Linked DNA regions of Homo sapiens: all the other regions are linked to region 2. Evidence: chromatin loops called from intact Hi-C (ENCODE). Cell type or tissue: endothelial cell of umbilical vein. All regions are shown on one strand.

Region 1 (8,000 bases), 220 kb before region 2:
TGTCACAAGGACAGAAAACCAAACACCACATGTTCTCACTCATAGGTGGGAATTCAACAATGAGAACACTTGGACACAGGGTGGGGAACATCACACACCAAGGTCTGTCATGGGGTGGGGGAAGGGGGGAGGGATAGCATTAGGAGGAATACCTAATGTAAATGACGAGTTAATGGGTGCAGCACACCAACATGGCACATGCATACATATGTGACAAACCTGCACATTGTGCACATGTACCCTAGAACTTAAAGTATAATAATAAAAAATAAAATAAAAGTAACAGTGCCTCCTCACTCCATTATGAGTAAACGTGCATTTTTCACATAACATTAAACTACCATGGCTTCTAAAGTAAGACACCAAGTCTGAGATCTTGTCTACTGTCCACTCTATGCAAATTCCTCCTGTACAGTGAGTTAGAAGAAAAGCTTTTAAAAGTTAAGGAGTTAAAAAAAAAATCTCCGTGCAGAATTCCCCACTGCACTGAGAAGCACTGAGAATTCTAAGAATCTTGATTCGGCAGAGAAATCTGACTCTAGCTCAAAGCACTACTATCTTCTTGACTTCTCAGTCTCCTTTCACTTGAAAACCTCTGCGTTTTCAGACTTTAAATGTATTGCACAGAGCAATATCTTTCCTGTGTCCTAAAAAGTTCCGGCTTTTATTTCTAAAGCCTACGAAAAAGCTGTTTAAAATTAGATGTGCTGACATTGTTTAGAGACTATGATGAATCTTAAAAAAACACAAGTACCGTAAAAGATGAGAAAATATTTGTCCGACTACAACAACACATGGCAAATATTCCTGAAGCCAAAATCATCACAGATTGTCCGTATCTCCTGTACCAATGCCCAACTCCAGGGAGCACCGCTCACAGGACATTCTATAACAGGATGCTTCCGGAGTGGTACAACACAGTGCCTCATGTAACTCGTGTTAAGATGTACCACCTTTTACTAAAATACATTACAGGTAAGCAAAGCCTGTTACTGAAATTTTTTTCTCAACTTGCATTTTCAGCTCAGATGGTTCTTTCTATCAGTAGTATCAAATAAATTATCCAATGGAAAAAATCTAGAGGAAAATAACTTTATGGCCACATGATATAAAAGATAAGAAGGAAATGAAAGTTTAGATAGCTCATTTCTGCATTTTTATTTAGCATTCGTTCATCAGCCAATCTGATTCAATTTTTTTATCTTAGTTGATTCACATAAAACTCTGTGTAACATTTTTCCATTGTCTTTTCCAATTGTTTTACATTTCCTTGTGAATTCCTTCGCAAATAACAGGATACTAATACCCTTAAATTGTCGCTGTAAACTGGAATGGTAATACAGATTCGGGGCATTCAGTATTGCTTTAAAAAAATTACAGTATAGTTATATGGACCCACAATGTCTTTTTTCCTAGTATTTAAAGCAAATAATCCACAAGGTTTTCTTTAATAAAAAGAGCAAAATTTTACTTTTAAGTATATCTTGTTAATAGCACATATATGTATGCTTCTTAAAGAAAAATTTCTTTTTCTTTTCTTTTTTTTTTTTTAGTAGAGATGGGGTTTCATCACCATGTTGGCCAGGCTTGTCTCGAACTCCTGACCTTAGGTGATCCACCCGCCTTGGCCTCCCAAAGTGCTGGGATTACAGGTGTGAGCCACCATGCCCAGCTGAGAAATTTCAATTTTATAAGTGATACTCTGTCAGGAAAAATATTGTATGATCATGAGAAAGAGGGAAAGAAACAGTTAGGGCTTGAAATCTCTGAAGTTTTCTTTTTCTCCTTCATGCTCTCACTACCTCTGAGGATTAACATATCAAAAGGAAACATTTGAATTAAAAGTTCACAGCAAATGCAAAATAGGATAGATTAATTTAGTGGTACTTTCTGGTCAAAATTATACAGTACTAGGAGGGTGCAGCACACCAACATGGCATATGCATACATATGTAACAAACCTGCACGTTGTAATTCTGGTAATTACGGTAGAAACTTAACTGTCTTCGTATTTCTAAAATTTGAAAGAGGTAAAATAGCTTCCCAATTCCATTTATTTATTCCTTCATTCACTCATAAGTGTTTATTGAGCATCTGCCCATAATACAAGCAGTGCTATAGAAGCCAAGCATATTTAATATCTCTTGAAAAAAAGAAAGACATTTATAGACATAAAAAGTGTTATTGCCCACATGTCTTCTTGCAAGTTATTAAACCCTTTTTGCTTCTCCTTCAGTTTACTAAGAGTAATTTCAATAAGTTTTTATTTGAAGAAAACAACCTGAATACTATTCTATCCTTTACATGTTAATCACTGGTAAGTTACAAATAAGAATAAATAACTCATCCTGCCATTACCAGTCATATTTGCGACTCTGGATGCATGACAAAGGGATAACAAACAGGGAAGGGAAAAAGAGATGGAGAATACACAAGTCTGGAGAGGAAAGAAGTTATATAAACCAATACCCATCAGGAAATAACACAGGCAGGGATGTTTAGACCACCAACATCCTTGTCGTCATCCGGTTACCTGTCTGGTTGAATGAACAATAAAATGTAAAAGAAATACAGAAGTTTTTAACACCGGTCATTCATAATCTAAAATAGATGACAATGATTTAGAAAAGCCTTTCAAAAGAAGATAAAAGAAGATAATTTAAAAGATGAAAATACCAGCCAGGCGTGGTAGTTCACACCTGTAATCCCAACACTTTAGGAGACCAAGGTGGGCAGATCACCTGAGGTCATGAGTTCGAGACCAGCCTGTCCCAACATGGTGAAACCCTGTCTCTACTAAAAATGCAAAAATTAGCTGGGCGTGGTGGTATGCGCCTGTAATCTCAACTATTCAGGAGACTGAGGCAGGAGAATTGCTTGAACCCAGGAGGTGGAAGTCGCATTGAGCCGAGATCACAGCACTGCTCTCCAGCCTGGGCGACAGAGCAAGACCCCGTCTCAAAAATGAAAAAGATGAAAATACCAACCAAGAAAGGAACAGTGACATGAGGAATAAAGAGTTTTGAGAGAAATAGACACAGTGGCTCTTTGTCACTTTGGTAAGAGAAAGTTTTCATGGAGTAGACACGATTTTAGAACTGCTTAATTGGCATGTTAGATTGCAAAACTTTTGGAAACATTATAGTGTAACAGAGGAAGCATGGGCTGTAGTTCAGACAAATGGGTTCCTAAACTGGCTGTGATAGTTCCTAGGTAAGTAATCTAACCTTTCTTTCATCTATAGCTGTATGAATACTTACTTCATAGGGTTGTTACATAGAATGAATGAAACAATCCAAAGTTTTTAGCTAAATGTTGTGCATATCATAATCCTTTCACACATGCTGTGTATTCTATCTTTACATTTTTTTTTTACTCTTTTCTTTTGAAACAGGATCTTGCTATATTGCCCAGGCTGGTCTTGAACTCCTAGGCTCAAGTGATCCACCTTTCCCTCCCAAAGTGCTGGGATTACAGGTATGAGCCACCACACCTGGCCGTGTTTTGTATCCTCACAAGACTTTATCCCCAGATTTGAGACAAAGACTTGGAGCTAGAAGAGGAATTACTGGTTAAAAAGCTATCATGAATAGCTAGAGAAGAGGTAAGAAATTGGTTTTTCATTAAGGTGCACAAAAATTTTTTAAAAGACAATCCATATTTTTATGGTAGTTCAGTTCTCAAGTGCTTTTATTTTATTTGAATTATTTTTATTTGAAATGCATTATTTTATTTGAAATTAATCATGACAACGGGAGGCAGGTAACAATGATGTCAGGCCCATTGTAGAGGTGAGCAAAGTGAGGTTCAAGAAAGCTGTGGAACATGCTCATATCACTTAGTGAATGGCAGATGTGGGTACAAAACCCTATTGTGACACCCACCCTCCCCGATCCTGACCTCCACTTCTGTGTTCTCTCTCCCCCATGCCTTGCCGAGAACTTCAGCTCAAAGGCACGGAACTAACAATGTTGAATGCTGCCCTCATTACTGTCCTGTCCCTCCACTGAAGACAATCACCATAGCAACCTGGAAAACGTAAACAAAGCAAAAATCTTTTAATTGACTTTGAGGCAAAATCTAACAGAATACATCATTAGACATCAGCTGAACTGGAATAAAATAATGCCCTGAAGAGAAGCCTATGTTTTTCAGTTTTAAAGAGTTAATCTTTATAAAAGTTTTAGAGCTGGTGACTGATCATCTGTTTGCCTTGATTTTCCTCCAAACTCTCACTCATCTGCCGAAAGGAAGTGCTTGCTTTATCTGCAGGAAGCACATTGATCTGCTGAACTCATAACAACCAAGAGTTACAAGCTGTTGCTAAACCTGCTTACTTGTGTAGATAACTTAAAATACCTTCATAAAAGAACTTCACTAATATTGTTTTGGTTTTTGTCCAAAACAAGCCATGAGTTATAAAATTCCAGTACTGAAACATTTAATAATAATCTCCTATGTAGGTACTATCTTTAAGTTCGTATCTGTGTGTTTTTAATAAGAGCTTTAATAAAAGCAAACCAGTAATGAAACAGCTAAATGGAATCCAAGGCACAAAATTTAAAAAGTAACTGCTGTATTGCCCGGCGACTGCTCAAATGCAGTCAGCGCTTTGCTGGCTGGCATTTTCCTGAAACTATATGCCATAAACTGATGGCATCAGGAGGAATAACATCTTGAAATACACATGGCTAAAGCCCAAAGAGGATGGCAGAAAAGGAAGAGAGAAGTGATTCATCACCGACACCCTCCCACCCTTATCCCTTCATTCCTAAAGGAAATGCCTGGGAAATCAACAGTTGCTGTTAAAACGAAGCCAAAAGCCAAGGCACAGTGAAAGAGAATTAAATTTTAAAAGTAATTAGTGAGGATGTTCACGTGCTTCATTAAAATGCTCAATTTATATTTTAATAGCTTTTTTTCTATAACTTAACAATAAAAACTCTTTCTGCTCTATAAGACCTTGAGATGTGCTTCATTGGCAAGGCCAGTTTGCCTTCATTGTGTAAAAAGGCGGCTTGTGGGCTGGGCGCAGTGGCTCATGCCTGTAATCCCAGCACTTAGGGAGGCAAAGGCAGGCCGATCACAAGGTCTGGAGATCGAGACCATCCTGGCAAACATGGTGAAACCCTGTCTCTATTAAAAATATAAAAAATTAGCTGGGCGTGGTGGCAGGCACCTGTAGTCCCAGCTACTCAGGAGGCTGAGGCAGGAGAATCACTTGAACCCAAGAAGTGGAGGTTGCAGTGAGCTGAGATCACACCACTGCACTCCAGCCTGGCAACAGAGTGAGACTCCATCTAAAAAAAAAAAAAAAAAGGCAGCTTGTGGAGGAAGGGAGGACACAGAAGAGAAACTGCCAGCAAGGACCCTTTTGGTAAGGCAGGTGTGATGTGAATTGGTAACTAAGAGCTCAGAATCTGGGGAAGGCCCAACCCAAGGCAAAGTGAACTATTTCCTGGAGTGAGTATACAGGCCTCACTTCCGATACATCTATGAAACATAAAAAAACGTAATTACAAGGATTTTGAACAGAAACTTTCAGGTCAGGGAGGGTGGGGAAGTGGACAGGAATATGTGCTCCTTAAAATGGCCAAAGTTGTCCAAAGGTGACTGGCATGTAATGAGAACCACAAAAAGTCAGTAATTCCTGGTTTGATGTTACCAGTTAATTCCCCAACATTTCACAGGTATGTGGCCAAGTGATAGGCATCTGTCCTACTAGGGTCACTAGTCCTCTCTGAACACAAGGCCAAGGGTGGAGCTCCTCAAATTCATAAGGACATGAAGCATGTGCAGATGGATTTTTCTGAGGGATTTAGTCAGATAGCATGTATTCTGTGAGGAAGGGGACACAAACTGGAGTGATCACGAGATGAAATCAAAGAAGAAAATCAAGTAATATAAAGGCCAAGGAACATAAAATTTCCTTGAGAAAAAAGAAGGAAGAAAGAAGAGAGTGAAAAGGAAGAAGAGGACAAAACATCGTGACTCCAGGAGAGGAGAGAGTTGTCCCTGTATTGGGTTGAACACTGTCCCCCGAGACTTATGCCTACCAGGAACCTGTGACTGTGACCTTTTTGGAGGAAAGGGCCTTGGCAGATGCAGTCAAGTTAAAATGAGATCATACTGGATTGGGGTGGAACTGAAATCCAATATTCTTGGTATCCTTATACGAAGAGGGAAATTTGGTCCCAGACACCAAGAAGGAAGAAGGTCATGTGTGGATAGAGGCAGAAATTGGAGTTATGCATCTACAAGGCTTAGAAAGCCAAAGACAGCCATCAATCAACAGAAGCTAGAAGCAGCAAGGAAGGGTCTTCCCTAGAGCCGTCAGAGGGATGACCCTGCCAACACCTTGACTTTGGAATTCCAGCCTCCAGAATAAAGAGAACAAATTTCTGTTGTCCCATGCCACCCAGTTTGTGGTACTTAGTTACAGTAGCCCTAAGAAGCTAATGTATCCTCATTCTTTCCCTGATAATTGAGGTGGCCAAACTCCCAGGTAGGTACAAAATGGTAACAACTATTTGTGTGGTATTCAAGGAGTGCACATTTGTAAACTTTCTGTATTCCATCTTGTAATTATTACTTCCTATTTGTCATCTTGAGGTTTAGAGGATGGTTGGTCAAGGGTAAGATTTTCATGAAAACAGAAAAGGTCTATTGTTGAGAAAACTAGCAGCAAATACAGGGCCAGGTATCACATCAGGAAGAAACAGGTAAACCCAAGAACCAGGGAGTTAAGTCATAACGATTTTTAGTGTTGGAGAGTCAATGAACGTTTAGAAAGTTTCATGTTCCATGGAGACTTCATCCTTGCCCCATATTTTGTGATAATCCATTTTATTCGACTAATTTCTATACAGCAGTGGATATAAAGTAGAGCATCGGGTTTCAATGGTAGAGATACAATAAAAAACAGTGAAAGAATAAGTTATTGCATGAAGTCAGTGACTTGGAAAACAGATACAAGAAGCTTAGAAATCAATGCTGTGGACCGCTATATAATGACCTTTACATTCCTATTCAAGATGTCATATAAATACTCAAAGTTAAGACTGTCATAGCCATCTGACTATCTAAGATGGCCTAGATCTAAATACTGATGTGTTTCCCTTTAGTACATCATCAAAGAGAAAGAAATCCAAAGAAGCCATAATTTTGGAGTTTCTGTGTAATATAAATTTTAATTTCCTGTATACAAAAGGATACTATCTTTCGTCTTAACCTAGAGAAGTTAGCCAATCTTGTCATCTTTTCACTTTGATTAACTTTATCAGTTTCCTTTTAAGCTACTAATTTCAATCAAATTAAAAAATGGTTTCCCAGTAGAAATCCCTTGCTTACAATTCTTCAGGAGAAATCAATCATTTGATCAATCTCTTTTCCCTCTCCTTGGATGTTTTTGAAATGATTGAAGACTTCTAAACAAAGTTTAGTATAAAAAGGTACAAGGAAAGAAATGAGACTAAGATAACTGTACTAACCTTCCCTGAAATAAGCAGTCATGCCTAAGGCTACTGAAAGCTTCTTTATGAAATCCCTCAAACAAACAAAGACAGAGAAAACATGTTCTCTGTAGGCAGTTTCCAAGTTCAACAGTCATACTTCTATTTAGAAATATTATTCAAACCTGCATTCCTTCAATTTCATTATTTTGGTACACAGGGCTCTTGCAGGGAAAAGCTCAAAGAGCCTCCAGGGACCTACATTGCAGGCCTCTCCCTGATTCCTTCCCTCACCTCCTCCAACCTCTAACCTTCCCTCTGCAGGGAGAGGACTCCACCCGGAGAAATGGACACAGGTGGGCAGCACCACGTCCATGGCAGTGGTGTTCTGTGACCCTTTAAACTCTGTCCAAATCTGAGCCTCAAGGTTGTTTTCTCTGATTACAACATCCCATGCTGCAGGCCCCTCGCAGGGCAAATCCTGCATCCAGCCAGCCTGGGTCCTTAGCTTAGGGGAAGAAAAACAACTAAATTACCCAAATCCTCACA
Region 2 (8,000 bases):
GCATCCACAAAGTGATTTATTCCCCCTTTTACCTTTAATATGGCGCTATAGACCACATTTTGGCCATTGCAGTGCAGTAGCTCAGGTCTACAATCCCAGTGTTTTGGGAAACCAGAACAGCAGGATCCCTTGAGGCCAGAAGTTAAAGACCAGCCTTTAAACAAAACAAAACAAAACAAAACAAAACAAAAAAATTTCATTAGCCAGGTGTGGGGGTGTGTGCCTGTAGTCCCAGGTACTCAGGAGGCTGAGGCAGGAGGATCACTTGAGCCAAGGAGTTTGAGGCTGCAGTGAGCTATCATTGTACCACTGCACTCCAGCCTGGGTGACTAGTGAGACCTGTCTCTCAAAAAGAAAAAGGAAAAAAAAAATGAGTATATTTTGCCTAAGGTACCCAAACACTAGAAACATATTCCAAAGTGAAATATAGCAGTATAATGCAAGTTTTCCAAAGGAAGGGGGGCAGAAATAGTTACATAATTCTTACAACCATATACTTATGTTGAAGGTATAAAAGAGTTGAAGATTCTTGAAGACAAAGAGAAGGTCTTTGGAGAAAGTTATCAGCATGCTATAGAGGCTGTCTGCTTCTCACCTCAAGCCTGAGACAAGGAGATTCAGAGAACCACCGAGAGAGTTTAAAATGTAACCATCTAACCTTTGAGTTTGGGGAGGCAAAGTAATTCCCTTGGATAGATCTGAGCCATACAAGACAGAAAGCTGTCTTAAGCCCTGTTCAAGGGGTCACTCACAAGAAAAAAAGGTGTCATGCAAAAAGGAACAAGGGGTATACCACTGAATGACTCCTAGGGGCTGTGGCAGCAGTCACAGAGAAGCAGGACACAAGGGCATGTCTGCATGCCAGGGAAGCTTTGAGAAAGAGAAAGAGAGGGAGAGACAGAGAGAGAGAGAGAGAGAGAGAGAAAGAGAGAGAGAGAGAAGAAAACCCCAAAGAAGCACCTGCTAGAAAAAGGGCCAGCTTTGAGCATATGCCAAACCTTGAGGTGTAAACACCAGATCACCAATAGCCCTTGTCAAGTAAGAGTTTTCTTATCTCCTGCACCTCTTTCCCTCTGTGAGCTCTAATCCTGCAGTGGCAAGAAACCTTAGTTAGCAAAATGAGGGAAGAGGAAGGGAGGCACCTAAGTAGGGAGAGTGAGAAACCCAGGACTTCCCTTTCCTAAGGCACAGTCAAGCCATGGGAGGGAGGATATTAACTCTTGGGCAAGATTGAAATTTTGAAAGTTACATACATGTAAGCGTTGTAAATTACTATGATCACTTTTCTCCTTAGAAGTGATCAAAGAATGGTTTGGTTTTAATAAATGACTGGAAAAGTCACAGGAGCTGCACAAATTTTCATTTGTAAAATGATCGTTTATCAACTGCTCTCTTGTCTTCTTATTCCTTCCTGCCCTTGGTTTTTGGACACAGGTTCTTTTTTCTCCTCTTTATGCCATAGTTTAATAATATCATCACCAACCATCAACACTTATTGAGGATTTACTCTAGGCCAGACAATCGATTATGTATTTTATATACATTTCTCATTTCATGCACATACAACTGTTATTATCACCTCCATTTTTTATATCAAGAAAATGAGGCTCTTCCAAGGTAGCATAATTACTAAGCATAGGAGCTGAGAAATTTACCTTGGGGACTCTGACTCCAGAGTCCCACTTTTTTTCCCTGAAAGAATGAATGAAATGTATTTTCTCAGTTCAAAGGACACAAAGTATCAAATTTGCCTTTTTTTTTAAACAAACTCTGTCTTCCAGACCGGAGTGCAGTGGCATGATCATAGCTTACTGCTCACTGCAGCCTAGTCCTCCAGGGCTTAAGTGATCCTCCCACCTCAGCCTCCTGAGTGACTGGTACTACAGGCATGCAACACCATGCCCAGCTAATTTTTAAAAATTTTTCATAGAGATAGGTTTTTGCTATGTTGCCCAGGCTGGTCTTGAATTCCTGAGCTCAGGTGATCCTCCCACTTCAGCATCTTGAAGTGCTAAAATTATAGGCATGAGCCACCAGACTTGCTTTCTTTAATAAAACAGAGCTCTCAAAAAAATGGATCTCCCCCATCTCATGAGAAAATTGAAACATTCCACTGAAGGAGAATTAACAGAAAAGTAAACATAGCTACTTTTTGTAATCAGAAAACTTGCTGATGTATACTCTTATTCCAAACCCCTGGATGATGTCATTATGTCAACAGTCCTTTAGGATTCCTCAACCCAGACATAAAATAACAGTCAGAGCACTAGCATATCCAAAAATGGTATTGCTTTATTTTTTAAAAATATATTTCTTTTTTGAAATATCAATCGAATCAATTTTATTCTCACAACAATCCTGAGTAAATATTTTTAAAAAATATATTTTTTGAGGAAACAGATTAAAAGCTTTAAAAAATGTGATTCACTGAAAATCAAATAGTGAATACATGATAGAGTCAGCACTAAAAAGGCAGATATATCAAAGAGAGACTGAAATAAGCAACTCATTTTTTGCATCGACTTCGAAACACCTCTTTACCATCAGTGTTTGTAATAATCATTCTTGATCTTTATACTTCACATTTCTTGGTAATCCAAATGCTTCATAAATTCTCTTACACATCCTGAATCTCTTGCTTCATTCAGCGAGATAATTCCTGGTGAGCAGGAATGCATATGGTTTTCAGATGTAGAAACTGGGATCTCCAGAGACAAACAAGTTGGCCATGGCAATGGGATACAATAATCTTATAGGATTTTACAAACCTGATTTGAAGTTTTGTCCTAATATGGAAAGGTATGCCTTTTCTCACTAGAGAGATTATTCTAGAATTTTAGAGCCATACCAACATATTTCACGGTAACCTAGTGATCTGGATTGCCCCTCTCTGAGAAAGCAAAGATTCTGCAAGCAATTAGTCCTTCAAATCAAATTCCTGGCTTTTACAAACTGCTTCTCTTTTGAATTCCAAAAGTTAACTAATTCTTTTCTATCTATTCTTCATTTCCTCATAAGCGAACACTCACCAGTTTCCCCATTTTCCAACCCTATGGTTTTCTTATTCTACGTGGCCACAGACAGGAACAATTCACTAGCACAGTGGTTCTCAGAATCACCTGGTAAGTCTTGTAAAAACACAAATTGCTGGGCCCCACGTACTCCCAGAGTTTCACATTCAGTTGGTCTAAAGTGGGGCCTAACAGTTGGAATTTCTAACAAATTATCCGGTGATGCTGATGCTACAGGTCTGAGTAGCACATTTGGAAAATCACTTCACTAGTACACCCCCGACGTGTTGTCCTGATGGATCCTTCCAAAAAATTGTTCAGATGCCAAGGCTTGTGAATCGCACACATGGTACTCAATGCCTGGGCCTCACATCGAAGGCTTCTATATTGAGAAGAAAAGAAATATTTGTCATGACTCATTGCCTTTTTCAAGCTGTTCCAGCTACAAAATTAAAACCAGAAAAGGACTCAATTGAAAGCAAAATAAAAACAGCTCAAGTAACACTGTCCAAATTTTGAGACTTATGGCATGATTTCTGGAATTAGGACAAAAGGTATACTAGTGATTCAGGTAAATCCTTGGCTGACCACACTGGAAGCTGGCATCTCCAAGGCTCCCGACAAACCCTGGAACCCAAGCCAAGTTGCTCCTGCACTACCCCAGAAGCCAGCTCAGGTCCTTGGCTTGTGGCTTGCTTTTTCTGTCAACAGTAAGTTCTTCCATAAAGCTCTCCAAACACATTAGCAACCTATAACTCTTTTAATTAACTAATTTTTCTACAACTTCTCAGCTATTTTTAACACAGAAAAAAATGTCAATTGTCAAGAAATAAATGCTGTTGGGCCATCAAGCAGGTAGGCTGTAAATCTGAACCGAGAACCTAGCCAATGAATTTCCTTAGGATTTCTTCCTTTTGTAATAGCAACACTCAGTGGAGATTTTAATTCCATTTTTCATATATTTGGGGAAAAAATACGGCATTTTATGTCATAGCATAAAATTCTTCAGCATTCCATTTTAGTTATTAAATAATGACTAGTATTTGAAACAGCACTGTTACATTAAGTAAAAAAAAATTGGCAAGAAATGTCAACTTAGACATTTAATAAGATAATAGTTCTGCTTAGAAAATGAGGTGTTAGTTCTGCCTTTAACGTATCAACATATTGTAGGAAATACTGACCTTTTATTCTGATCACCACGAGTCCATTAAATTTCAAAATGTGGGACAGCCAATACATAATATACTACTAAGTAATAAATCTATGTCATCCAAAGGGAGCTTTGCTGTCTGAGTCCAAAAAAAAAGAAAACAGAAGCATAATGGTAAGGTTACTGAACACTCAGGTCTTGAAATAAGTCATTCTGTTATGAGCATGAGTCACCAAAACTACTTCCTTAGTGATAAAAGTTGCCTAAGTAACATCAATGCCTCCCTATGCTAAGAAGGATATGGGCAGTGTGTTGGGTTTCAGACCCACTAGTCATAGTCATTTCCTTTACTTAATTGCTAACTGCCCTTCCTGGCTGTAGTTTGGGGCCTGTGTTTTAGGTAGTAACCCAGCAACTAGTTATTATGCTATATTTTATCAAGGAGAACAAAACAGTAAATTTTGTATTTCCATGGATTTCAGAGTAAAAGTCAATGTTATTTCACCAAGGCCCTCTGACTTAAGGGAGTTATTGTGAAACTGTTCAACTAGGTCTCAATGTGGCCACATCATTATGCAAGACTCAAAGGCAAAATATTTAACAGAGAAAAGAGGAGCAGATTGGGAGCCCTCTGAGAGGAAGGGAGGGGTGGTATTCATTTCTGCGTCCTTAGCACCTAGCAGGGAGCCTGCTCACCTAAAGATTCAAAACGCAGGCCGCGCAGGCGCAGTGGCTGATGCCTGTAATCCCAGCACTTTGGGTAGGCCAAGGAGGGGTCACTTGAGCTCGGGAGCTTGCGACTAGCCTGACAACACGGCAAAACCCTGTCTCTACAAAATATATTTTAAGAAAATTATCTGGGCATGGTGGCATGTGCCTGTAGTCCCAGCTGCTCAAGAGGCTGAGGTAAGAGGATTGCCTGAGCCCAGGAGGTCGAGGCTACAGTGAGCTGTGATGGAGTCACTGTATTCTAGCCTGGGTGGTATTGCAAGCTCCTGTCTCAGAAAAAAAAAAAAGACTCAAAATACATCCACCAAATGGGGTTTGCTGCTTCTTTTCAAAATAATCCAATCTATGAAGTAATTGCGCCACTGCTGAGTTAGGATTTCATCAGGCTTTGCTGTTATTGATGTTGTTGTTGCTGTTGAGATGGAGTTTTGCTCTTGTTGCCCAGGCTGGAGTGCAGTGGTGTGACCTCAGCTCACTGCAACCTCCACCTTCTGGTTTCAAGTGACTCTCCTGCCTCAGCCTCCCGAGTAACTGGGATTACAGGTGCCTGCCACCACGCCCTGCTAATTTTTGTATTTTTAGTAGAGACGGGGTTTCACCATGTTGGCCAGGCTGGTCTCGAACACCTGACCTCATGATCCTCTCACCTCGGCCTCCCAAAGTGCTGCGATTACAGGCATGAGCCATTCATCAGACTTGTTAACACATATATGCCTTTGTTTTTCCCTTATATTTACCATGGGACTGTGGTATTTGCTGCTGTTCCCCTTGCAGACATCTGAAGTATATTAAGCATGCTCTATTTTAAAATCTGACATACAAAAGCAATGAGATTAGTATTGCATGAGAAAATTTAAAAACTGGATAGTAAGCACACATGTATTATCAGTATCGCTGTTGGGTTTGGCCTTGAGAATCTTGGTTGCCTATAATTCCCTGAGCCTCCTCTCATTTCCAAAAACTCCCCCATAATTCTTGGATTGCACAATAGTACTACCATGAAGGACTAAAATGTTAATAAATCTCCCTAAAAATCAAACTAATAGATGGTAAGTATAGGGAGAAGTTGTTTTTAACTGATATAAGTATTGCATTCCAAAAATGTGGTTTTATTTCTTTTCTACTAGCAAATGGGGCAAAGCATTTTTATTCACTTAATCATATGCAAGATTCAAATGCCATAATTATCCATTCATTCTGGTGGGTTGAGTCAGAATTAAGAAATGAGATCTCCACAGAAAACCCCTAAAACTGTCTATGGACTTCTTGATGATTCATTAAGGGCACCATATTCTCTGAATCAAAATGGGTCCTGTTGCTGCATCAGAATAGGAAAAAAGTAGACCAAAGAGACAAACATCATGATAACAATGCCAAAGAGATTTGGGGACATCTCCAATGGTAGCACAAAATTACTATGGCATATAAAGTACTACAGCACGGTGAGGTTTAGAGTTCGGGGACTGGAGCCAGAAGTCCTGTGTTCAGGTCTGCCACTTCTTGGCTAGATAAACTTGAGTAAGCTACTTACCTTCTCTGTGCCTCAGTTTCTTCATATGTCAAACCGGGCTGTCGTGAGGATTAAATAAGTTAACCCATGGGCAGTACATAATGATTGCTTTCATATGTCATAGGCACTCAATATATGAAAGCAATCATTACGGTTATCATTAGCCTTTCTATCCAGGTCAGACTCCAGTTTTAGCAATCATATCAAAGTGTGCCTGGTGATGATTGTTTGGGGTTCGCTCAAGGACCTAGTATTGGTCAAGGACTGTGAAAGCTAGCCTAGAGTTAGCAAAGGAAAAACCCTGGCCTGGTGTGGTGGCTCACGCCCGTAATTACAAAACTTTGGGAGGCTGAGGTGGGTGGATCACTGGAGGTTAGGAGTTCGAGACCAGCCTGGCCAACATGGTGAAACCTCATCTCTACTAAAAATACAACATTAGCCGGGCGTAGTGGTGGGCACTTGTAATCCCAGCTATTTGGGAGGCTGAGGCAGGAGAATCGCCTGAACTTGGGAGGCAGAGGTTGGAGCTGAGATAGTGCCACTGCACTCCAGCCTGGGCAACAGAGTGAGACTCTGTCTTAAAAAAAGAAAAAGAAAAACCCTGATCAAACACATAAATATCTCTGCAGCGTATTCTATCACACCTGTCTGAAGTTCTAGAGATGCCATTCAAGTAAATTACAATATTGTATCGGAAAAACTTCTCATAATTTATGTCTCAAACAACATGTACTTAATCTATATTAAGCTTGAGTACCACAGAATTTTTTTGTCCATATGCCACATATCCATATGAGTCACATTAGAGAACATATTTCTAGTACTTAGCTAATTAGAAATACAAAACCTTATTCAGTGGTTTGGAAATCGTCATGGTAGAATTACAAAGAGGGCTGCCAAATCCTTTATTCTGCTAGTTAACTCTGAATGGTCTTTCTTTACTTATATCTCATTGTAATGTTAATGAATTTTCTTATCTTTTCATCCTTGCATATTGTCATTATGTCATTTTATATTTCCTTCCATTTGCTACATGGCTTCATTTAGGGTTACTTTGTGTTATTTTTTTTCTAGAATTTGTCTTTGATTTTCATTTCCAACCTCTGCAAATCACACTGATCTTTGTCACTATACACAAAAACCAAAGCTTGAGAGGTTTATTTTAAACTCTGAGTTTATCAAACATATTCACAATTAAATATAATATTTAATATACTGAAGAAAATCATTTCACTGGCTGAGTGAATGTGATATGCCAGAGTTAAAGTATCTCCCAATTGTCCATTTTTGAAAATATCAGTCAATTCATTAATCAGTTTTGAAATACATAAGATGGAGTTCCATTATATTTTGCAGATTTAGAGGAAAGAGATTATGACTATATAGATGGTCAATAATCCCCTTCCAATGTCGCAGGTTACCATAAAGGCAAATAAAAATTTACATTATAAATTTATCTGTTCTTTAAAAGAAAATTAATAAACTGATATGCACATCAATAGGAGACTGGCTAAGGAAAATGTGGTACATATACACCATGGAATACAATGCAACCATGAAAAAGAACATCAGCCAGGCACGGTGGCTCACGCCTGTA
Region 3 (8,000 bases), 190 kb before region 2:
ATTCTGTAGGCCTGGGATGGGGCCCAAGAATTTGAATTTCTAACAGGTTCCAGGTAATGCTGACGCTGCTCTCTAGGGACCACATTTTGGGAACCACTGCTCTGGGGCTCTCCACTTGCAGATTGGCCCACCTGAGATTTGAAGACATTTCAGATCTCTTGTTAAAGAAGACCTTTCATCTTCAGAGGAATGATGATCCCTACCTGCTTCCTGAACCACCAATTCGTAGGTGGGATCCAGATGTGCCCCTTCCTGTTTGACAAGTACAACACATGCCCCTGGCTTTGTGCATCGCAGCTCAAATTCTCCTCCTCTCAGGCCAACCCTACCCCTTCCTTTTCCCCATCCCTGTCTGACTTTCATTCTTTCTAGTCTATCCCTACCCTTTCTCTGCTTAACGTCAAGGTGAGCCTTAAGTCTCATTCTATTCCATTGCACCTGAGATACTCCCACCCCAACTTGCAGTTAGCTTGCTATACCCAGGTTCAACTCTTCATCCCTAGAAACTTCATTCTGCTTCTTTCTTTATCTAAGGCAATTTATTACTACACCTACAATTAACCAAATTCTTTCCACTTTGATGTCACTTCCTCTCTTAATCCTAACAGACTTAACTCTCCAAGTTCCACCAATATCTAAGTATATTTCTTAAACCCTTGCATGAGATTACTACCTGGGTTCCATTATTTGTTCATGGTATTGTTTCTAAGTTTGGAACTGAAAAAGAAAAAATTCTTGGCCAAATAGCAACTGCAAATACAACTGAGATCAGCACCTGGCTTACCGTAAACAAACCACTGCATCTGAAATCCTTTCTCACGGCGGCCAACCCCATCTGTAAGGAGCAGCACTTGAAGCTTGGAGCTTGTAGTACTCCCTGGAGGGGGCAGGTCTACTCCACAGTAGCGTCCCATCTGCCGTGGTCCATCATAGAGCTGAAATTGAAGAGAAACTTTCCCATATAAAAACACATGGTTTGTGGGATGGAAAAATCCAAGTCTACACAAGTAGCAAAAGCTGTTCCTTGGTTCAAAAGTTAGAGGTAAATCTGCTGAGGTGGGTTGAGTACACAGAACTCAACATAAGAATTAAAAATTGATAATTGCATAGAGAGGGTATTAGAGATGGATCTGATTCCTAAGCCCAATAAATTTGGAAACCCAACTAGTAACTTTTGGTTTTATGTCAACCTAGCAAGTCCAAAGTATAATTCAGGCTCAGAATACGGAAATAGTAGGCATTCACATATTAACAACACATAGGGGGGCTCAATGAATAGCAGCTATTATAATTGTAAGATATAATTTAAAAATATTTTTAAATGTTTATGGGTACATAGTAGGTGTATATATTTATAGGGTACATGAGATACTTTGACACAGGCATGCAATGTATAATAATCACATCATAGAAAATGGGGTAGCCATCCCTTCAAGAGGTAATTTTTAAAATAAATGCTACCTGTAAAATAATCAGACATTTTAGAAATATATGAAAAAGGAAAATACAAATATTGATTCGACTAAAGACAAACACTGTTAATATTTCATTAAATCCAAAAATTTCTCTTGATACTTTTTTCATTTGTATATATGTGTAATATACCTATTTGTGCAGGTGTATATATGTGTTTATACATTTGAGCTATGTATTTAATTGTGTTTCTTGTTTTTCATTGAACATATCACTTAATTGTGTAAACCTTGGTGTAAAATGCCACAAATATAATGTATTTATATTATAATTCTATTGTTGTTTCATTTAAGATATTTCCAATCTTTTGCTGATATAAATAGCTGTTTGATACTTCAAATGTTTCTTTTAAAAGATTCCTAGAAAGGGAATAACAAACAGTATAATCATATGGCTCTTTATAAAATATTATTAAATTTCTTACCAGAAAGTTTATACCAACCTATCCTCCCACAAGCAGTTAACAGAGGTGTTTCTTTCAGTGGAGCTTTGTCAATTATGATGACGATCATGTTTTAAACTAGTACTGACAGTGAAAAACTGCCTTTTTGTAATTGTCTTAACTTGTGTTATTTTAATTACTTTGACATTGAAGGATTTTTTTTTTCATGTTTAGGGGCATTTAGATTTCTTCTCTTGTAAATTGTTTACTGATGTCTTCGTCCATTTTTCCATTGAGGTATTTATACATCTTCAAGGAGAAATGGAGGGTGCAAGGTTGTGTCCCCTTAACCTACCTCATTTAATGATTTTATCAGCTGTATATCTCCAAACTGAAAAATAAAAATTAAAAAACACAAAAATCTCTCTACTATATCTCTTCACTTGAGAAAGATAATGGCAATCCAACAAGACTGGCTTCCTCAGGACTAAGGCCATTACATTTTCACCTAATCGCCTTCATGTTCCCTTTAAACACTTTGTTCCAGTTACCCTTGGGATAAGCTGCCCATGACAACGAAACATAAAATACCTGGTAATGGACTCATGGATTTCCTCGAGGATGCCCTTGGAGAGTACATCTACTTAAGAGTATGTGTGAGTGTCTGTGTGTTTGCACGTGTCCGTGCATAAATGTATAATCTGGATTCAATGAATTCCAGACTGATCAAATTATTTTCATTGAAAAAAAATGTTATGACATGAAATATTGTTTGAAACATATTGATTTGAGTGTGGAGAACTTTACCACCAAATGTTACAAAGCACCTCCATGGAGCCGCCCCTAATCCCTGCAGTCAGGCATAAATTAGTCTGCCTTTGAAAGCCCTTGCTTTTCATCTGTGCTTCTTTTGTGGAAATGATCACATCCCCAGGCATTCTTGTTATGGGCTTGTGTGTCTTACCTCCCCTACTGATTGTGAGTCGCCTTAAAGCACAGACCACCTCTGGCCTTCCCCTCACTGCCCAGAGCAGGGCTTTGATAAAGGCAGGTTCCCCATGCATCTCCAATGAATGAACGCAGTGATTTCCCCCGCCAGCTGTATTTATTTTACTTAGGACCCAATCTGCACGATTATTTGCACTCTGTACAGTTAGATAGGTAGTAGTGCCATACAATCCTCAATTTCAACAGGCTCCTCTTAGACCATAAAGGATTTGGACCCTTTGTGCCACTCCGTAGAAGGGAGAACCAGGTGAGGGCCTTGTTTAAGGTTATGATAAATCGCAGATTTTTAAACCTTGGCCTGTCTCGCTGAGTTCTCAAATCGGCTGCTCATCATAAGTGCTTGTGAGATTTCAGGGAAGGTCAGCAGATATTTTTAAAAAGACAAGCTCAGAAGCCTATTATGTCATTCACCCCAAAGCACTAAACCTAAGCATTTTAAGCAAATGAATAAAGATGAGTTTTATTTTTCAGGCTTACTGCTGTAGCTTCCTTTTTTTCTGTTTTTCGTACTGCTGCTTTGAATGTGTATATTTATTATCAAGTTTCTAATATTCTACACATTTATCAGAAGCCTCCCCTATAATGAATAGGGGAGAATAAGAGAAGAATAAAGCAACAGAAAATGAAGAGGGAAACGAAACGGAACAGAAGCTTTTCACCTTAGCGTTCAGTCCCACCCTCTCCTGCAGGCGGAGAAACCGGAGGGCGAGAGGCCAACCTTGCAGCCTGTGCTTCTAAATCCCTGCTTCCCTGCAGGAGATTCATCTCAGCTTTAGAGTTTTTCTTAATTCTAGGGCATGAAGTACAGTTCTAAACTAATTAGCACAGAAACAAACATACTGCTCCCAAGTAGTGGAGTAATTAGCAAGCAAATGCTCTACCATCTTTCACTCCCCAAATCTTAACCTTTGGATTGTAATTTAGTGACCAAAGCATAAATTATTTCATTTCTGTCAGGCCTCTGAGCCCAGGCTAAGTCATCATAACCCTTATCCAACAAAACATAGGTAAGATTTCTCCATAACTATAATCACCCTAAGCTCGATGTGTCTTACGGAATACTAGGTCGCAGCATGTTGCGGAATTATATTTCAATCCTGCACAAGGTCATGAACAGCATAGCATTTTTGCCTGTCAGCTCTGCAAGATTAAGAAATGTGGCATTTTCACGTGACTTAAAGAGATTTCTTTTTTTTCCTTCCTTCTGGATGGGATTACGCATTGAAGGAGACCCCTGGATCTCAGCTGTTCAGTGGTCTTTAATAACACATTGTAAAAGTACTGGGTGGGGGTGGAGGGGCTAGGCAGTAGGTTTGGGGGGCAACACTGATGAATGACAATTAGTTTCTTTTTGCCTTTGGGGGGAGAAAATTATGCATTAAAATAAGCATCAAATAGACATTTATGAAAATGCTTAAATATAATGTCCAATCTAGTAATAAATGTGTAGAACAATGTCTCGAAAAGGAAAAAAAAAAAAACTCATACCTCGTTTTTTAAAGTTTGCCGTTAATAAAATCAGGTTTTTTGTTTATATTCACACAGATGGGTAACGTCACCTCTACAATTCATTCCCGCGCAAATTGACCACCCAAAACCACACAAAAAGGAACAGTCATTTTTCAAAGTATACAAATACAGGTTACCATGGAAAGCCGTCTCACTGATTCTGATTCTGTTTTCAGAGCAGAATGTTAACCACAGGACGTTCCAGCTGTGACTCATTGCAACTACTGACAAGCAAGCTGGAGTGGCCCTGCTTTTAGAGAGCCTGAAGATCTACTCAGAGTGAACAATACTTGAAGTTCTAATTGAGTTACAGAAAGGAAACTAGTAAAAACTAAGAAAGATTGCGATTCTCACCTTGAATATGCAGATCTAATTTCTATAACTGTGTTTAGGGGTATTTTTCTAAATTACTAAAATAATGCTTACATTTTCAAATTGGCCATTAAATATATCTTCAGATGCGGAGATGTGTATATTACAAAACCTTCCTCTGTGAAATCTTTTGTTATTCTCTTAAAGAGATTATTCATTTAGGATTTTCGTGGCTTAGGTCCCCCCACCCCCACCCTACCCCCAAATATCTCAACTCCTCTTGACACACTCAGAGAGGAAGGAAATCTCTTGCCTTAGCCATACTTACCAGTTTCTACTTCCTTTGTGCGGGTTTGATAATTTGGCACATACTTTACAATACCATTAGTGAATTCAGACTCCAGTTGCAATAGGAAGTGATCCGTGGACTTCTAAATAGGAAGGACCCATAACAAAGGGGAGGATATAACACTAAAGACACCACGTGTGGTCAATCACTGATAGAGATCCAATTTTTTTGTAAGATTGAGGGTACTTAGGAGTCACTGAAAGTCAAGTTCTAAGTGAGCAGAGACCCAGACACCCCACCTGTCCCCTCAGTAGAAATCAACTTTATGAACTGCAGGATCTCCAAGAACAAAAATATGTCTTTCAAGTGCCTTGCTTGCTAAATTGTTTCATGGCTAAAAATTTAAAACTGTAATAAATTAAAATTACAAGTAATTATCTTATATATATGAGCTTGGGATGTAGAGATTAACTTTTTTTCTTAACTATTTTTTTGTTTGTTTGAGACAGGATCTTGCTCTGTTGCACAGGCTGGAGTGCAGTGGTGCAATAAGGTTAACTGTAGCCTCACCCTCCCAGGCTCAAGCAATCCTCCTGCCTAAGCCTCCTGATGGCTGAAACTACAGGCATGCAGTACCATGCCCAGCTACTTTTTTTGTATTTTTTGTAGAGACAGAGTTTCGCCATGTTGCCCAGGCTGGTCTCGAACTCCTGGGCTCAAGCAATCTGCCCACCTCGGCTTCCCAAAGAGCTGAGATTACAAGTGCGAGCCACCATGCCCAGCCCCAAACTCATTTTAGAATCACAGTGAGTGACAATTAAAACTCAGCCCTTTCTGTTTTAGATTGACATCTAATTCATACTGTTTGTAAATGTTGTTTCTTTTATTTCCTGGAAGGTCTTCTGGAAGAAAATTCTTTTTTATAGGAGATCAATTTTAAGAATTAATTAAATATAGTTCATGTAGAAAAAGCAACTCAAGAGTTTCTTTAGGATGATATCATTAAAACATGGAGAAACTTCTGGAGAATAATTTGGTCCATTTCCAATTATAAATCTTTGCAAATTCCATAAAACCTCTATTCTTTAGAGCTTAATATGTAATTGAAATAATTCATCTGCTGTGAGGAGAAATTTTGGGTGTAGTAGAGAATCCCCTATTCTTTCTATAGAATAAAAATTCTACTCAATGAAAAGATGATCGTTCAATTTTTGAGAACTATACTCAATCAGTTTATAGAGTGGCATTTTGAAGTGAGTGTCACTAATAGAAGATTATATTTCAATCACAAGCAGGAAAGCAATTTTATTGTAGAATGTACTTGACTAATGTCAATGTGGCCAGAGCCAGGCTCTGTGTTCATAGCCCAGCTCTAAAATTTAGAGAACACAATTTTGTGAAAATTATTGAACTTCTTCAAGCTAAAATGTCTTTATCTATAAATCTGGCACCATAATGGTACTTATCTCATAATATTGTTGCCAACAGCAAATGAGATAAACCACGTAAAAGGTTTGCTATGAGGCCTGGCATGTGGAATGTGCTCAAATTGTTACTCTAACTCTTTGTCAGAGGCAAAGGGAATCAACATTTTTTTCCAGAGAAACCACCCAAAATAGCTATGAGAAAAGAAAGATGTTGGGGATTAGAGAACAGGAGCTGACTCACATAAAAGAGTTCACAGAAATCGTCACTGGTAGGGCAGATGGGGAAGTGATGAATTCAGTGAGGAGGTGGAGGCCAATCCTCGCAGTGTGTTGCTATGACAACTTGGGCATTGTGGAGACTGAGGCATCCCGGACAGCCATGCAGAAACCAAGGCGAATCATCCTGTGTGGGGTGGAGATAAGCATGCTGTGTGTGTGGAAGGGATTGCGGGAGGACAGATCATGCAGGGGACAGCAGCAAAGAGAGTTAGGAAACCAGAGGCTGTTAAGGCTGCCACGGTGAGGTGGATAGAGTCCACTGGCAAGCAAAGTGGCTCTCATGCTAAAAGTGAGCAGCATCTCTTCCTGTTGCAGCCTCCCTTCCCCTTTGGGTCCTACCCAGCCCTGTAGTTCCTGCTGCTGAATCACTGGAGATCCAGAAGGATGGGACCTAGGGAATTCTCAGGGCATCTGCTCAGATGTTCCCCACCCCAAACAACCACCACAGCAGGATCTGTGGAGAGGCCTCATTAGGGTGATTGTTAAAAATGTTGTTGCTGAGGTTTGCACTCACATCTCCTGGAAAAACTTGGAACTTTATCCAAGTTCAGGTTACTTTAAATTTGAAGGGCTTTGAAATGTTCCTGTAACAACAGTAGAAATTGCAAAGCAAGAATCACAGAGGCTGGTTGTGGTGGCTCACGCCTGTAATCCCAGCCCTTAGGGAAGCCGAAGCGGGTGATCACTTGAGGCCAGGAGTTCAAGACCAGCCTGGGCAACATGGCAAAACCCTGTCTCTACTAAAAATATAAAAAATTAGCCGGGTGTGGTGGCGTACGCCTGTAGTCCCAGCTACTTGGAAGACTGAGGCAGGAGAATCACTTGAACCCCAGGAGGTGGAGCTTGCAGTGAGCCGAGATCGCACCACTGCACTCCAGCCTGGGAAACAGAGCAAGATTCTCTCAAAAAAAAAAATAAATAAATAAATAATAAGAATCACAGAGGAGATACAGCGCTTCCATTGTGGATAAGCAAAGCCCAAGGGGGCAAATGCAAAATCAAATCATGGTGGATAAATGAGGCAAATGTAGAGGAAGGCTGATAAGCAGAGCATGGTTGATCCCAGCCGACTCCAAGATGGCCCTTGGGAGGCTAAGTCCCCTCCATAAGGCACATGGCCACTCATAGCATGCTCCCTGACATAGGCACAGAAAAAGCCGCCTTGCCATGTGCTGACAGGGTGGGGCAGGAAATATGAAATATCATCTAAAAGTAACAATTACTCATAATGTTGGGCTTTGCATGAGAGCAAAAAACCCATCGAAATACCACATTTTGAGTTACTTGGTGTCACCCTGAGTTACAGGTCTGTCTCATATAA

What was found. Peaks named below come from ENCODE experiments on the same cell type or tissue, not always from the same donor. Only the 100,000 strongest peaks of a DNase experiment are listed, where the experiment ranks them.
Region 1: it touches region 2 in a loop (5-fold over the local background); 22 of 110 quality-filtered maps call a loop at or near these places.
Region 3: it touches region 2 in a loop (8-fold over the local background); 16 of 110 quality-filtered maps call a loop at or near these places.

The regions. Positions count from the first base shown.
Region 1 is chr10:16,992,131-17,000,130 of GRCh38, forward strand. The region is part of intron 28 of CUBN (cubilin); the gene reads right to left. Among named protein-coding and RNA genes, the nearest start is that of CUBN, 130 kb to the right of the region's middle. RefSeq lists an enhancer at 4,199-4,343 and a cis regulatory region at 4,262-4,279. In endothelial cell of umbilical vein, no CTCF peak of the experiment used is centred here; DNase peaks (open chromatin) are centred at 821, 1,031, 4,191 and 4,481; H3K27ac peaks cover 6,178 bases.
Region 2 is chr10:17,211,972-17,219,971 of GRCh38, forward strand. VIM-AS1 (VIM antisense RNA 1) reads right to left here. Exons shown (of 3, transcript NR_108061.1): 2 at 4,196-4,303; 3 at 2,268-3,393. Among named protein-coding and RNA genes, the nearest start is that of VIM, 12 kb to the right of the region's middle. In endothelial cell of umbilical vein, no CTCF peak of the experiment used is centred here; DNase peaks (open chromatin) are centred at 2,140, 3,320 and 4,480; H3K27ac peaks cover 3,764 bases.
Region 3 is chr10:17,019,049-17,027,048 of GRCh38, forward strand. It overlaps CUBN (cubilin), which reads right to left. Exons shown (of 67, transcript NM_001081.4): 28 at 785-935. Among named protein-coding and RNA genes, the nearest start is that of CUBN, 110 kb to the right of the region's middle. In endothelial cell of umbilical vein, no CTCF peak of the experiment used is centred here; DNase peaks (open chromatin) are centred at 4,563, 5,113, 6,693 and 7,973; H3K27ac peaks cover 4,274 bases.